Regions from separate parts of the Mus musculus genome. Here region 2 is linked to region 1. A link is a loop called in an ENCODE intact Hi-C map of the cell type or tissue named here. Cell type or tissue: gastrocnemius. All regions are shown on one strand.

What was found. Hi-C counts contacts between places; a loop is a spot of excess contacts. Peaks named below come from ENCODE experiments on the same cell type or tissue, not always from the same donor. Only the 100,000 strongest peaks of a DNase experiment are listed, where the experiment ranks them.
Region 2: it touches region 1 in a loop (2.4-fold over the local background); 2 of 42 quality-filtered maps call a loop at or near these places.

Annotation. Positions count from the first base shown.
Region 1 is chr9:31,556,139-31,564,138 of GRCm38, reverse strand. Gm31408 (a long non-coding RNA gene) reads right to left here and starts at 4,441. Exons shown (of 4, transcript XR_379214.3): 1 at 4,230-4,441. In gastrocnemius, no CTCF peak of the experiment used is centred here; a DNase peak (open chromatin) is centred at 4,454; H3K4me3 peaks cover 330 bases.
Region 2 is chr9:31,804,540-31,812,539 of GRCm38, reverse strand. No RefSeq gene overlaps it. Among named protein-coding and RNA genes, the nearest start is that of Gm31497, 97 kb to the left of the region's middle. In gastrocnemius, a CTCF peak has its summit at 3,581 (motif pointing right); a DNase peak (open chromatin) is centred at 3,582.

The DNA.
Region 1 (8,000 bases):
TGCTTGAGCCCACTTCAAAGCTAAAGGCAGAGCCAAGAGAAGAAAATTCCAGGGCTGTGTGTTTATGGCAGTGGGGTGCATACCCTGGAGCAGTTTCTCCCAAGATTGAAACACTCAGTCTAAAGGGAAGTTCTTCAAGACAAAAGGTTAACATCTCAAAACAGCTTCAGGAAGTCCCTGAAACTGACCAGATTCACTACCCCAACCAGATATGTAAACAGTAGAGATTATTGAGAGTCACTCTCGGCCAATCCCAGACCCATCTGGAGAAGCAGAGACCAGCCCAACTTTCGAGAAGAAACCAAGATCAGAGTGTCTTCCTGGAAGAGGCTCGGCCAGCTGAGGCACCTGGAAAGAGCCCTCTCCAACCTGTTGAGCTGCCTGTAAAGTCCTCAGTGTGCTCCAGGGTCCCAGCTGTGTGAGTTGTCACCCATGCTGGGGTGGGCCTTGGCGATGCAGCTGTCTGAATCATTTCTGCTCCTTGTAAGTAAGCCCTCGCCCATACTTTTCTACGTGACCCCAATAAAACTCATTGGTTGACCAAGCTGGACTTCAGTACCTCGGTCTGTCACGAGCTCCCTATTTAGGTAAGTAAATGTATGTGTTGGGTATCCCCAGGGGAAGTCCCATACAACAATATACAACAGTGGTGTGTCTTCTGAAGTACCAATCCTCTCTCTCTGAGGTCTGGAGACAAGTGTCTATTTGCTATCAGGCTGGCATATGTATAGTGCCTTGTACTTCATAGACTTCTGAGGAGAGGCAAGACCAGCTCCGGGGAATGGAGTTTAACCTCACTCAAGTCCTCTGCAGCTATGGGACAGAAGAGGCATTGCAGACTTGGGGAAGGGGAAGCCATCCTACATTTGCTCTGGCAAGAGTTACTCAGTAGAATGAGACAGCCCCTGACCCTTGGCCTCTTTGCTTGCAGTTAAAAGGGTAGTGATGGCCTAAGCTCACACAGGATCTACCTATGAGACACACCCTGGAGCTCAGTGGTAGAAGCTGTGCTTGCCATATTGACACAGAAGTAAAAGCGGGCCAGGGTGGAAAAGTCGTAAATCTGTCCTCCACATCCCGCCTCCTTTTGGTGGCACATCAAGTTCTGACTTTTTCTCGGTACCTTCCTTCTCTAGCTGGCCGCTGCCCGCCATGCTCTAAGGTGCTGACGTAGCATCCCATGCTGCCCCAGTCTACCTTCTTCTTTAGCTTAAGCATTTGGCCTCTGGCTCCACATCTTATCACAAATCCTTGAGAACAGAGACCATACCTCATCTTGGTCAGTATCTCCCTGGGTATCACTGTGACAGCAGTAGATCTCCATGCTCTTAAGATAAATAGAAACTGTATCAAAGGCTGGGAGAGGAGAAGCAGAGGTGACCAGCAACTCCCTGATGGCTGAGCTCTTGCCTAAAACTGCCAAGTGCTGTTGGAAGCACCCGAGCCACTTATCTCATTTCACAACCATCTCTTGAGGTGACCTGTGTTACAAAAGAGGTGATTTAACTGCGGGCATAAAGTGAACTTCTTAATGTCATGCCTCAGCCAAAAGTCAAGGCCAGGATTTGAACCCAGTAAACTTCCAGCCCATGCTCTGCCATGTGTCCGACTGCTGCAGAGGGAAAGCTGTCCCTTGTGAGTAAAAAGTAATGGGGACAAAAAATCTCAGGGGAAGAACACGGACACTTACTTTCAAAAAGAAAGACACTCTACCCAAGTCTGTTCTCATGGCCCAGCCACCATGAGGACAGTCTGCCTGCCACTGAGCTCAGCTCTGTGTCCCCCACCCCACCCACCCCCGTTACTGACAAGTTAGTACAAGTTTTCCTCTGCCACTGCATGAATTGGAAAAAGGTGTGAGACAGATAGGAAGTGTGCATGTGCCCATGGAGTATATCCCCAGACCAGAAAGCCTGAGCTTTCGAATTGCTTGTTGGGGTGGACCTCCAGGCAAGCTGTGAACCCACTTGACAAGAGAACTCTCTGTGACCTAGGCAAGCTAAGCACCCCACGTTAAGTATCCCGCTGTCTGTGTCCCTTCTCACTGAAAGCTTGTTTTGACATTTTTTGCAGCGCTAACTTAAAAGAAGATATTTGAGGTACCAGAATCTCAGACCTACAAATGCAACCGAAGTCACCCGAATCCACCACTCTGCAAGAATCAACCTGTTGGTAGGTGTGGTGGGATGTGTCTATAACCCCAGCACTGGGGAAGGTAATGCAGGGGGGTCATGAGTTCAAGACAAGCCTGGACCATATGACTAAACCCTGCCTCCAGACGAAGAAGGCAGACAAAAATAGTAAGAGGGAAAAAGAAGGATGGGACGAAGAGTGTTTGAAACACACAACGCCAGTAGAACTTCTGGTAGGGAAAGGAGGGATGGTTTTATTAAATAGCAACCGTGTGTGTGCATGTGTGTGTGTGTGTGTGTGTGTGTGTGTGTGTGTGTGTAAAACAGAAAGGAGTCAAACCAATTGCTTTATTCTAATAAGATGTCAATACAGCTCAAAAATATGAAATGATGTGCGTTTTTATCCTCCCTCCACCCCACTCAGCAAATACCCGTGGAGTGAGGTGTGTCTGCTGTGGGCTAGGTTTTGCTCTTCAGTTGTGTACTAAAGACAAATGTTAAGGTGAGCGAGCCTTGGGGAAAAGAGAATTTGTAGGCAGATCTAGCCAGATGACAGAAGAATAAGTGCATACAGTATAAGTTTCAGATGCATGGGACAGATGTGACTTTGAAGTGAAGGTATATATCCATATCCACTCTGTAGCAGAATAGTATAGTATAGTACAGTACAGTAAGGTATTCTCAACAAACTTACAGGGTTGGCTTTCCTGCCCACACTCCATGACTGAGAAGCAGCCCCAGTGAGCACTGAAGCTACCTGCCAGTACTCTGTTCTTCTGGCTCTATAGCCCAGGATGTTGTCAGGGTCCACACATGCTTCAAAAGGTGTCAGAGAGCGAGTCTGTGACTATTGCGTTTTCCTCCTTCCTGCCCTTCTTCAATCTCTCTACAAAAGGGGCAGAGACCTGGACAGGTATATTCTGGAAAGAAATCCTATCACGCGTGACACGTCTGCTATACGATGTGATTTAGCCATGGAGGACAGTGGCTATGGGACTCGGTTTATGGAAGGTGTCTCTGGCTGTCCATCATGTGAAAGCAGAAAATAAAATCGTGGCCACTGGAGCCTTTGGAAAACGGAAGTGGGGACTTACCAACAAGTGTAAGGTTGTATACAGTTACAGAAGATGGGTAAGGGCTGGATATCTGTCCACCTGTAATGCCTAAGGTTTTAAGATATGGTCCTGTGCACTCAAAAACATGTTAAAAGAGTGGATCTCATCTTAGTGTTTTTATCACACACACAAAAATGACAAGCATAAGGGAACTTGGGGAGATGGTGGACGTGGCATTTACCTTGACTGCAGAGATGGTTCATATGTAACAAATGTCCAAGCTCACAGAACTATGTGCAAGTTTTTATATCAGTTACACTGCAATAAGCCTATTTAAAAGGTAGCGCTTGTGTAGACTCTTCTCCATTCAGCAATCCTTCTCTAGCATTCAAACAGACTTACTCTGACCCAGTTCACATCTATTCCTGTTTGAAGAATTTCCCCCACTTCTTTTCTCTTGCCCTTGGGAAATTAGCTTCCTGGTCACATACCTATGGAGGTAAATAGAGGGCCTCCTGCATACTCCCTGGCTCCTAGCTAGAGTGGCTTGAAAAAGGAGGATGCTCTCAGCCTATCTCCACCCAGACCCAGATGGAAGACAGCTTTAGGGAAAATGTCCTGAATTTTACGTTTCGTTTCATAGGCTTCCAGCGTCCACTGAGGCCAGTGCAGCCTACACCTCACTGAGGTAAGTGGATTCAAGCAAGCTATGACTTTCTGTTGCTAATTTACTTCGCTTAGCATACTGTATCCCACGTTTATCTAAACAATGCGAGCAATTCATGCTAGCCCTGGATGGCGTGTTCAGAGGCTACATCTCTGCATCTCAGCTGCAGTCTTGCACTGACAGACAAATCCCAGGGTGGAGTGGAGACGCCCCCGTTGTTCATTGTGCTTAGCTTCTTCGGAACGCCCTTCATGCCTGCTTTTCCAAGGTCTGGCACCCTCTCTCACCTCTGAGAATGGAAAAAGACTAAGAAGCTAGGATATGATACCATTGTGAAATGATCTTGAACTGGGGTGTGTGGGATCAAAGACATACCTCAGAGGACCAGGGAATGAAGGGATGAAGGCTCTCTTGCGCTTCCCACTGGCTGCTGCAGGAGAGCCAAGCACAGGCTGTAAGAAGTGCCTCGTGGACTAAACCTACGCGCTTAGGAACCTAGCTGTTTGGAGTCCCGGGAGATGAAGCTGTGTGCGCCTGTACAGAGGAAGGAATATGCTGGCTTTCATTTCCTGGTCCTTCAAGATGTAGCAACTAATTATTCCGGCGCAACAAGCACCCCCTGGTGGTCATAGGAGGTGTTTCCCATTACAAAAGTGTGTAAACAGCACCATCTACAGTTCATAACATATTGCAGCCTTGCCAACGAAATTCAATTTGCTCCCTTTCATTAAGTACCTGTGAAACAAAACAAGGGTGAAAATAAAACGCAACTCTTTAATAATGTGTGTTCCGTCTCATACTGAGGTATAAACGTCGAACCTCGCGTAGCCACGAACAAAACGTGGATTCTCAAGTTAAACGACTGAAATCTGGTCGTAACTTTTTGAGCTTAGGAAAGTTAATACGGCAAAACTTTGGGGATTTTTTTTTTATCTGTAAAGAAGGTTTTGTGTTTACTTACAGTACTGAACCAAAGCTTAAATAAAATAATACACATAAGATAAAATCAAATATTATAAAGTAAGTTGGTATAATAAATAGGCTTTAAATTACAACAACAAAAAATTCACCCAGAAATGGGGAGTGGGTGTTGTTGAAGCTGTGAACTATTTCTGACATGGGTTTGTCAAATGAAAAACAAGAACTCTGTAAAGTATTTTTTTTGAAAAGTATCCTTTCCTCTCTGTAGAATGATTGAGTCCGACCCTCCTCCAAAAGATGATCTGCCCCTTGGGCACAAGGCCTTGAAACAAACTTCTGTCATATAGTTGCTGCACAAGCTATGGATGGTTACCCTTCCCTTAGTGAGGACTACAGGCCATTACAGAACCTTCTGCAATCTAATAATAATAATAATAATAATAATAATAATATGTTAATTATTCTTGGTTTCTGTGCATGAGACTCGTCTTAGCTGCATGTATGGATGGGCACTGTATGTGTGGCTGGTGCCTGCAGAGGCCAGAGGAGGGTGTGTGATACCGGTACTGAGACTGGTGTTAAGGATGGCTGTGAGCTACCATGTGGGAGCGGAACTGAACCCTGGTCTTCTGCAAGAACAGCTGCAGGTCCTGCCTCAAGGCAGAGTATTCTCCTCCCGGGTAGCCTCCAGACTCCATCTGCAAGATCAGCCCTCCCTAGAGTCCACCCTGACTCTCACCCCGACAAATTTGGAAGCCAAGTTCTCAAAATATTTTGACACACACACACACTCAAACCACACAGAGCCATCCATCAATATGAAGGAGAAATTAGTCCCAGGACCCTCTACCAATATGGTTACCCAAATCCAGAGACGCTCAGGTCCCTTCTGTTGGTTGCATGCGGTCTGTGCCTGCTTCCCATGAACTTCATCTCTGAATTATCTAATGCAATGCGAATGCTATCAGATAGTCTTGTACTGTAATACAACACCTAATACAGTGTAAATGCTATTAAGTAGTTTTTACACTGAATCGTTTAGAGGATAACGGCAAGGAGAGCAGGCTGTGCATGTTCAATACAAATATGATTTATTTCAAATACTTCGGGTCCATGGTCTGTTGACTCCAGAGCCACAGAAGCAAAGGGGCAACTGAACATGTACATATAGATGCTTTACTGCTTCTGTTTCTCTGGGTGTATCGATACTGCATCTTTATTCAACACACCAGTCTAGAGGGGGTTGACTCCTGGTGCCCTCATTCACTTTGATTGTCAGCTTGACATAAGCTAAATTCATCTGAGAAGAAAGGCTCCATAGAGGAATTCCATAGATCAGAATGGCCTGTGAGCACATCTGGGGACTGGGGTTGTCATAATTACAAATTTATACAGGATTCCCAGCCCACTATAAACAGTTACACCCCTAGGCAGATGGCCCTGGGAGTGACAAGACAGCTAACTAAGGAACTGAAGACATGGCTCAGAGGTTAAGGCTACTTGCTACTCTTACAGAGGACTGAGTTTAGTGTCCAGGACCCTTACTGGACATCTCACAACTGCCCTTAGCTCCAGCTTCAGGGGATCTGATGACTTTTTCTGGCCTCTACAGTCACCAGGCACTTATGTGGTCACACACACACACATATAAACACAAATACACACACATATAAACACACATATACACACATACACACACATATACACACATACAAACACACATACACATAAACACACATACACACACATATAAACACACATATACACATATACACACAGACACACATATAAACACACATAAACACACATACACACACATGCACTCAATGCAAACAAATTAATCTTTCTTTAAAGAAACAGAAACACAGCCTGTGAATGAGCCTTCTATCAGGTTCCCCCAACTTTCCTCAATGACCAACTATAAACTGGAAGTGTAAGCCAAATAGATTCTTTCTTCCCTATTATTTTTGGCCATAGTATTTGTCACAGCAATAGAAATCAAACTAGAAACACCTGAGGATTCTGGGCAGATAAGCTGCTCTCTGGGAATGGGAGCTGGCGCATCTGGGGCAGGGTCCATGGCCTAAGAAGATGGGGTTGCTTTTCCCTTATTAGCCTTGGAACTTCAAGACATGGTGTTTGTCTTCGGTGTAGCTTGAAAAGCATAGCTCCTAAAAGGAGGAAACTAGAAACGGCTCTTCTTAGCCATCTGATAAGAGAGTAATTAGCACTACAGGTTGGCAAGGACAGGCCTTGGCAGTGAGGCAAAAGGCAGGTAAGATAGACAAGGGCCAGAGATAGGCTAGCTCTTTTCCCAGGAGGGCCAGCCAGGCTTCAGATGAAACAGGAATCTGTGCTTAAATTGAGGCCGAATACCATGCAGGAATTCCAGGTATGGCATGTTGGTGATACGCTCTGTGTCTTTGCTAGGGGAGTCAGGGAATGTTCTGCCAGAGCTCTTTAAACAGAAATACAAGTTGACTGCATGCAGAGCCCATGGCAGAATGGAAGCCTCAGCTTGTCTGGCCTTCCAGGACAGGCATACCTCTTCCCGGGAACTCCATTCGCAGACTGTAACCTCAGTGAGCCAGAGGCTCCACACACCCATAGAGTGACACAGCACTGGTGCCCAAGAGCTGTGCATTCTGACACACAGCATGAAAAATGTTCCCCCAGGGGTCCCAGAAACACTGCTTACAGACTTCAGACAGGCTCGAGACTCTGCAAGAGAACAGGGTATAAAAGACAGTGAACCTGTGATACTGTGACCACCTATGAAGCTGCTAACAGTAGTAGGAGGTCACCTGATGAGACGGAATCCAGATCACCACGTCCCTCACGTCCACTCCCTACACTTGTCTGCCATCTTTTTTTTTTTTTTTCTTTTTCTGTTTTGGTTTGGTTTGGTTTGGTTTGGTTGGTTGGTTGGTTGTTTTTTGTTTTGGTTTTGGTTTTGGTTTTGTTTTTTTGGTGGTGGTGGTGGTGGTGGTGGGTTTTTTTGTTTGTTTGTTTGGTTGGTTTTTTGGTGTTTTTTTTTTTTTTTTTTTTTTTTTTGGTACTTTTGAGACAGGGTTTCTCCATATAGCCCTGGCTGTCCTAGAACTCACTTTGTAGACCAGGCTGGCCTCGAACTCAGAAATTCGCCTGCCTCTGCCTCCCAAGTGCTGGGATTAAAGGCGTGTGCCACCACTGCCTGGCTAGCTCCCCGTATTCTGCACCCCTAGT
Region 2 (8,000 bases), 250 kb before region 1:
GAATGCCAGGGAGAGGAAGAGGGTTTGGGTGGGTTGATGAGCAGGGGGAGTAGGGAGGGGATGGGGGGCTTTGGAGGGGAAATCAGGAAAGGGGACAACATTTGAAATGTAAATAAAGTAAATATCTAATAAAAACATGCATTTCCTTAATGGATAGTTGTGTTGAATTTCTTTCAGATGGTTACCTGCTATCTGTATATCTTACTTTGTAGAATATTTGGTCCATTTTTAACTGACTTGTTTTCTTATCATTAGAATTTTATAGGTTTTCTCATATTCTGTGCTCAAGAGATCAGATTTGTAGGTTATAAATGCTCTTATCTTTTTCATTTATTCACCAGCATCTTTTAATAAACAGATGCCTTATTATTTTGTGGATTGTACCTTTCATATCAAATCTAAAACAGTTTTGTCTTACTCAAGGTTGCAAAGATATTTTTCCATGTTTTCTTCTAGGAATCTTAAGATCACAGATCTTACATTTTGCCTTCTATCTGCTTATAGGTTGGATTTCATATAAGGTACGAAGAAGACAACAAAGTTCTTGGCTTCTAGTCTTTCTCTTTTTGAATATTGATACCCAATTGCTCAGCATCTGTTTGTTATAAGGTTTATCCTGTGACCACTAAGTGCTTTTAGATTTTTTTTTCAGAACTCAGCTGTCCATAATATGTCTAGAGTGTCTATTCTTTTTCCCCGGTCTGTTTTCTATCATTGCAACAACATCACACTGTATTAATTTCTCTAGTTTTATAATAATCATTGAACTAAGGTAGCAGTGCCTCTTTGTTTCTTTTCTTTAAATTAATATCAGGAAGTGATTATTTAAGATCTTTCAACATATAAACAAGGAGATGGCTTGTTTATGTACTTTCTGCACAAGTGTGAAGACCTGAGTTTAGACCACCACAACCCATGTAAATGCTAGGTCTATGTGGCAGCTTACCTGTAATCTCAGCCCTCAGGAGGCAGAGGCAGGGGTCCCTGAATCAATCTGACTAGCTCGACTAGTCATGTCTGTCAACTGTGGGTTCATTTACCTGCCTCAGAGAACAATGGAGGAAGAGACTGAAGAAGGTACCTAACATTGACTTTAGGCCTCCACACGTGCATGCACATGTACCTATATGTATGCACAGCCACACACGTGTGCTCAGAGTTCCCTGAAGCATACCTGGTCTCTTGGATAAGCTTCATTTAATGCCTGTGGTTTTCCTACAGTGCCGGGAAGGATCTTGTTTGAACAGGGCTACCTATGAAAGTGATTTCTGGTTCATTCACATAGATATTCAGAGGCTGTTGCTGCCATGCACCAAAGATGCCAGGTTACTTCTTAATCTGTGTGCAGAGCTAGGCATTACCCATGTAGTGCTAGCTTGGCAGGCACCAGATTTTAAGAGTTATAGGGTTATTGAGGGTTGTATCTAGACTCCTGAGAAAAAAATCCAAGGATATATATGTATATGTATATGTGTATATATATATTATATATATATTCTTGCATATATATATAATGCATATATATGCATTAGAATATATGTGTATTGGTATTAATTTGTTGATTTATACAATCTTGGTAAGAGTTTAACTGCAATGACATTTAATATACAGATAAATTGAAGTAGTCATATGGTTTGATTGTGACATTTCCTCCCATAGACTGATGTCTGAAAACTTGGTCTCTGGCTGGTGGCGTTGTTTTGGGAGGCCATAGAATCTTTGAGATTCTGGCATATATAGAAGAAGGATGCTCCTGGGGACAGATTTTCAAGGCTTACAGTCTCCAGTTTTTTCCCAAGTCTTTGCTTCCTCATATGCCCAGGTACAACAATCCATGCAGCAAGCTCCTGTCACCATGGACAGAGCCACCTGAGCCCACATACCTTTTCCACCACAATGAAACGATACATCCTAAAACTGCTATCCAAAAAAAAAAACCCCTTATTTTCATTAAATTACTCTCTCGGGTATCTCGTTTGGCTTTGTTTTGTGTTTGTCACAGTGGTACAAAACTTACTAAGGGAGAAAATTGGTGCCCACAAATGGGGCCATGGCTGCAATGCACAACAGCACGGGAGTCCCAGGCCTCTAAGAACTGGTTAACAGGAGGGATGTGGAGCTGTGGCTAGAGCTTACTGAGCCTTTCTTGTGGGAGTCTGGAAGAATATAACGTCTATAGAAATGAGGACAGTGAAGAGTGCTAGTGTTCTGAGGCAGAAGCAGGGAGTTTAAAAGGAAATTCAGTGGAGGCTACTTATGTTACATTATGGTAAGATATCTTATATTCTGTAAAGGACCTGAAATTTCTAGATTAATTTTTAAATAATTAAATAATTAATTTGGCAGAGGGAACAATTAAATCAGCACAGATTTAGATTGTGGTAAGATCCTACTTGCTACTCCCAGTCAGATTTATCACGAGACTTCAAAGCAAAAAAAATGGAGCATAAAACTATAAAAGATGTGGAGTTTGGCAAGGAAATGAACATGCAGGTGTTTAAAAGAGCAGACAAATTGGTTGTAGTAGTTAAAGAGTCACTTCAGACTTAACTAGGATAGCAGCTAAGGTGACTTTAGGGTAAGATCCCACCCAGTGATGTCTCCAAGGTATAAAAACAATGTGAATTAATTAAAAGGGGAGTCTTTTGGACAAATAGAGCCTCCAGGGCACCTTTTTGAACAGGGATACCAATGGAAGCGATTTTCCTGGTTTGTCCACATAGAAACTCATAGGCCATTGCCAATATGCATCAAAGAGAGTTGGCTACTTCTCAACCTATCAGCAGAACTAGACACTGTCTGTTCAGTGCTCCATTTGCAGGCACCAGAACACAACAGATACAGGGCCACTGAGGGCTGCATCAAGGTTCCAGAAAAAAAGGCAATGGTGACAGGCAATCCATGGTAGGGTAGGCTGAGATTCTCTGAAGAAAGATCCTACAGCGCAGATGTATAAAGCCATGAGAGTAAACCTCAAGGCATGTGGTACATTTCCCCATGAAAGCTGCAGGCATCAAGTGGAGCAGGTGAAAGAGAGAGAGAGAGAGAGAGAGAGAGAGAGAGAGAGAGTGAGCGAGAGAGAGAGAGACCTTGTGTAAAGCAAGGAACATAAACGGAGTTATCCAAGCCCATCATATCCTAGATGCTGCTGCACGAGCCTCAGACACTGGACATGACGTGCCTGGTTTGAGTTTGCTTTGGTCTTGTCTATCCTCATTCTCCCTCTATCCCTTTGGGGATGGAAATATCTATTATGTGACATTATACATTGAAATCATGTGCTTTGTTTTGACTTTACAGGAATTCACAGGTAAGAGTTTACCTTGAATCTCAGAAAAAAATCTTTGAACTATTGAATAGTATTGAGCCTGTTAGGAGAAGTTCTTGTCAAGTTGTATTGAGTGCCGTTTGCATTATGAGACAGCCATGTGCCTGCGAGGGCCAAGGGTAGAATTTCAAGGTCTGAGTGTGAAATGTTGCCCATAAATTTGTCTGTTGGAACACCCAGGTCCAAGCTGGTGGAGTGCTATCTGGTAGGTTGTAGACTTTGGGGGCTTTGGCCCAGCTAGCAAGAGTGGGCCACTAGGGGGCAGGTCTTAAAGGTTACACCTGCCTCCAGGTTTTCCCTAAGCTCTTCTTCACCAGGATATAGCAAGTCAGTCTGCAAGCTCCTGCTACCATGGGCAGAGACAATTCCAGCTGTTCCATCTTTCTCAACAAACCTTCTCTTTATTAACTTGCTTCTAAAAGGTATTTTGTCACAGCAATAGAAAGTTATTAACACTCATAGATAGTTTAGAATCATTTCTCTCCACTCAAGTGTACACAGGCCATCTTCAGTTTCTATCAATAATTTTTTTCAGTTTTAGCATACAGAGCTTTCATATCATTAGTCTGATTTATCTATTAAGTATCTCGTATTTGTGAAACTAATGCTCTTCTGTTGGATATTCATCGGGGCATTCCAGTCTTCTGGGAGGTCCCCTTCCAGGCAGTTTTGTCCTTATTGATATTCTGTGCTGCAAACTTTGGCTCCATTGGTCTCTCTGGGTTCTTGGCTTTGTCTGTTCAACTTAGCCCACCATATGCACCATCCTGTCATGCACTGCAGCCTGGAAACACAGTCAAGGCCATAAATTGTGGCCGTCCGTGGTTCTGAAATTTGTTACTTTTGCTTTTCTGTCCGGTGTCTGAGAAAACCTTTTGCCTTTCATATACACATTAAGTACTCTTAACCTAAAAATCGAGAATCTGAGAATTCAAAAATTCCAAACTTCAACACTTTGGAATTCTCATATGATGCTACTAAGATCTAGAAATGGTACATTGGGCTTCATGTATCAAGTCAAACACAGTCAAAACACAGGTATATTGAAAATATTCTGTAATAGTACCTCCTGCTTATGAGTATAAATTAATACAAACATAAATGATGTTGGCATTTAGACTGCGCTTCACTCCCAATATATCTCATTATGTATATGTGAATATTCCAAAATCCAAAAATCTCTGCAATCTGAAGCTCTCTTGGTCCTGCACATTTTATATAAGAGATAATTCAGCATACATTTATCTAGTTTTGATGCTGCCATATCAGCCAGGATGGTAAATCTGGTCTCTGTTACTCCATCACAGGTGGAAACAGAAATCTTTTTCATTAGTATTTAGATGCAAGGAATAAAATACCCTCTTGAGCATGCTTTTATCTCTGGTGATTAATCTTGCCATTTCCCCAGCCCCACTTTCTGAGGAAAGTTGTCTGGATCTGGAATTGAGATTTCTTCCCTTTCCTATCTTTTATCTTCACTTCCCTATCTTTTATGAGCTCCAACCTGGATCCTGGCTCATCGTATCTCCGAAGGAGTTTGAGTACAGAGCTGTCTCTAAAGCTGGGAGTAATTTTTGGGCCCAGTCTTGTTTACCTTCCCGTACAACATTTGAGCCATCTGTCACTCCTGGTCCTTCTATGATGACATCTACTTATCTTTTCTCCCATCTTTCCCTTGGGTCCCTTTGAAGGCTCGCCCTTGTCTATGAAGGTCACTCACGCTTGCCTGTCTCTGGATTCTCTGCATGTCCTCTGGTTTTCTCTATTATGTATATTTATTACTATACTTGCATATTATGTGTATAGGAGCTATCGCCTGTAACACATAGTTTCAAAGAGAACTCAGCTGTCTGCCAGTCATGTGTACTAAGTGGCTGGAAAATATACATCATAAGGTCAGCATGTCCTCAAATTAACTTACAATATTCTCCCAGGCTCATTCTTCTTGGAAAACAAAATAACCAAGGGAGATTCTGCTGTGTCTGTGTGAGTAGCTTTATAACGCATGCAGTAACTGAGTGAGCAATGCAGGAAGCCACTCCGTTCCTTCTCCTCTTCTTTACCAGGGCCTTTATTGTCTGGCAGGGCCTTGCTTGGACCACCTTCTCGGCTCCTTCTCCCACCGCTCTCCTTCCATCTGCTGTGAACTCCAGCTCCATCGGCCTCCTCTGGGCTCTTTGAAAGCATCATCCCCTCATCTTTCATTGGTCACTTGGGCTCTTCCATCCTCCTGAAACACTGCTGCCTACTTGAGTTTCCCTGTTAAGCTCTGCTCAGTGCTCTGTCTCTCACCTCACACATTATTGGTTTGGGGAGTCAGCCATAGACTTTGTAGACTAGCTCAGTCATTTCTTTTCTTTGCTGCTTATCTCATCTTTGAAGTACTAAGCATGTTTGCAATGATATATTTATGTGTATTCTTTTAAATTTATGCCATCCACTGTCTGGACTGTACATACAAAAGTGGTAGAAATACTGCCTAATTTTGCTTATCTTTATAACTCCAAAGCCTCGATACCTCCCTGATTAATGTCAGACACTTAGTATTTTCTTGAATAAGTGAATGAGTAAGAATTCAGGGCCCATCCTTAATAAGGAGAGCCAGGTGGTTACTACAGTTATAGCTCCACTCAAGCATCAATTTCACCAGGACAAGACTTGTATTGCCACAAAGTTCCTAATGGTAAGAAAGTCTCCATCTCCGTAGAAACAATCACAATTCACAGTTGCTTCCATCTGTCTCCAGCCCTCCCACCCATGGTCACTAATACCAGGAAGTGCAGAACCACCCACCTGCCCATTGAGTGTCCCAAGGCAAAGCTGCCAGGTCTTTGCACTTCTCTCCTTCTGTGTAAAGTTCATTCTATTTTTGAATGTCTTTCTAATCCCCATGGCTGGTTTCCAAAGTGGGTTATAAGTGGTATGGGGATGAAAGGCAGTTAACTAGAACCATGGCCTTTCCCCAAATCAACACACACAAGCATGAAATGCATCCAGCCACACCATCTTGTAGAGTGCCTTTTCTGCCCTGAAATTCTCTTTGCTACCCTGTTCCTGTATCTTCTCTCCAACCTCTGGCAACCATGGTCCTCTGTCTCCATTGTTTTACCTATTTTACACATCACACAGTTGGAGCCATATGGTGGTAGCCTTTTTAGATCAGATGCTTTAGTAGTGTGTGTTTAGGGTTCTTTCCTATGTTTTGGGGCTTTGAGAGGGCATACTTTTGAGAATGGCAGAGTAGCCCTATGTCTGCATTGACCCTGCTTTATATGTCTATCTTCGGAAGGATGTTTGTTCATATACTGAAGGATAATTCACCTACATGGGATAGAAGGAGTTCTCTCATGTCTCCTGGACCCTGGATCCTGTCGAAGTTACCGCCCCCACAGCCCCCACAAGAGAAGCATGGCTAAAAGTCAGGGTAGACAATGTCCCAAGCTTCTGAACTTCAGGCTAGACTCCTCCCATTACCTAGCAACACCATAAGAGGGGCGCTTGGACCCACCTCGATCTCTTACTCTTCTTACACTTACTCTCCTCTCCCCTCTCCTCTCCTCTCCTCTCCTCTCCTCTCCTCTCCTCTCCTCTCCTCTCCTCTCCTCTCCTCTCCTCTCCTCTTCTCTTCTCTCCTCTCCCTCTCTTGTCCTCTCCTCTCCTCTCCTCTCCTCTCCTCTCCTCTCCTCTCCTCTCCTCTCCTCTCCTCTCCTCTCCTCTCCTCTCCTCTCCTCTCCTCTCCTCTCCCTCTCTTGTCCTCTCCTCTCCTCTCACTCTTTCCCTCTTATTCTCTAGCCTTTCTTCTCTCTCTCTCTCTTCTTTCCCCCTTCTCACCTCTTGACCATGGCTGCTCTCTCTCTCTCTCTCTCTCTCTCTCTCTCTCTCTCTCTCTCTCTCTTTCTCTCTCTCTCCACCTTTTTTCTTTCCCCCTGCCTTTCTACAATAAAGCTCTAAAACCGTAGATTGACTCTGTTCATCAAGGCCTGGTGCACTTACTCTTGCCTGTGTGGGAACTTCTCTCCCTCAGCCCTCTCTCCCATAACCCCGGGGCTACAGGGTGTCACCCCAGGGCCCCTGGTTGGGAGCTGCCTGTTGTTCACTCCCCAACCCCCGTCGAGTGGGGTCAGTGGCTTAGATGCCCAACCGGGGCCAAGTGGAAAGCGTCTGGCAGCCCTCCTGCGTCTGTCCACCTGCCCAGAGCATAGGAGGAACTCTGGCTGGATCTGGCTGGATGTGAGCTATCCTCCCTCCCCCCCTTCCCCTGTCCCCTTTTAGTTCCTACATTTTCCCAAGTCTCTGTTGCTCTCTTTTCCTGATTCCATTGTTCCTTTGCCCCCCTAGCTAGTATCACTTCTACTTTTAAGTCATCTGTATTATATGCCATGATGCCTGGTTTTATGTCAATTTGCTACACGCTAAAGTCATTTGGGAAGTGCATAGTTACATCATGCCATAGGTCTGTATTTAGTTTTCTGAGGAGCTTGGATGCTGACCTCCACTGGGGCTGGACTAATTTACATTCCTACCTATAGTGTGTAAGAGTTTTCTTTTGTCCATGCCCTCATTAGCATTTGTTGGTTTTTGGTTAATTGACATCCTGTCTGGGGTCAGACAGACTCTCAATGTAGTTTTGTTTTTGTTTTTGTTTTTTTTTTTTTGGTTTGCATGTTTCTCA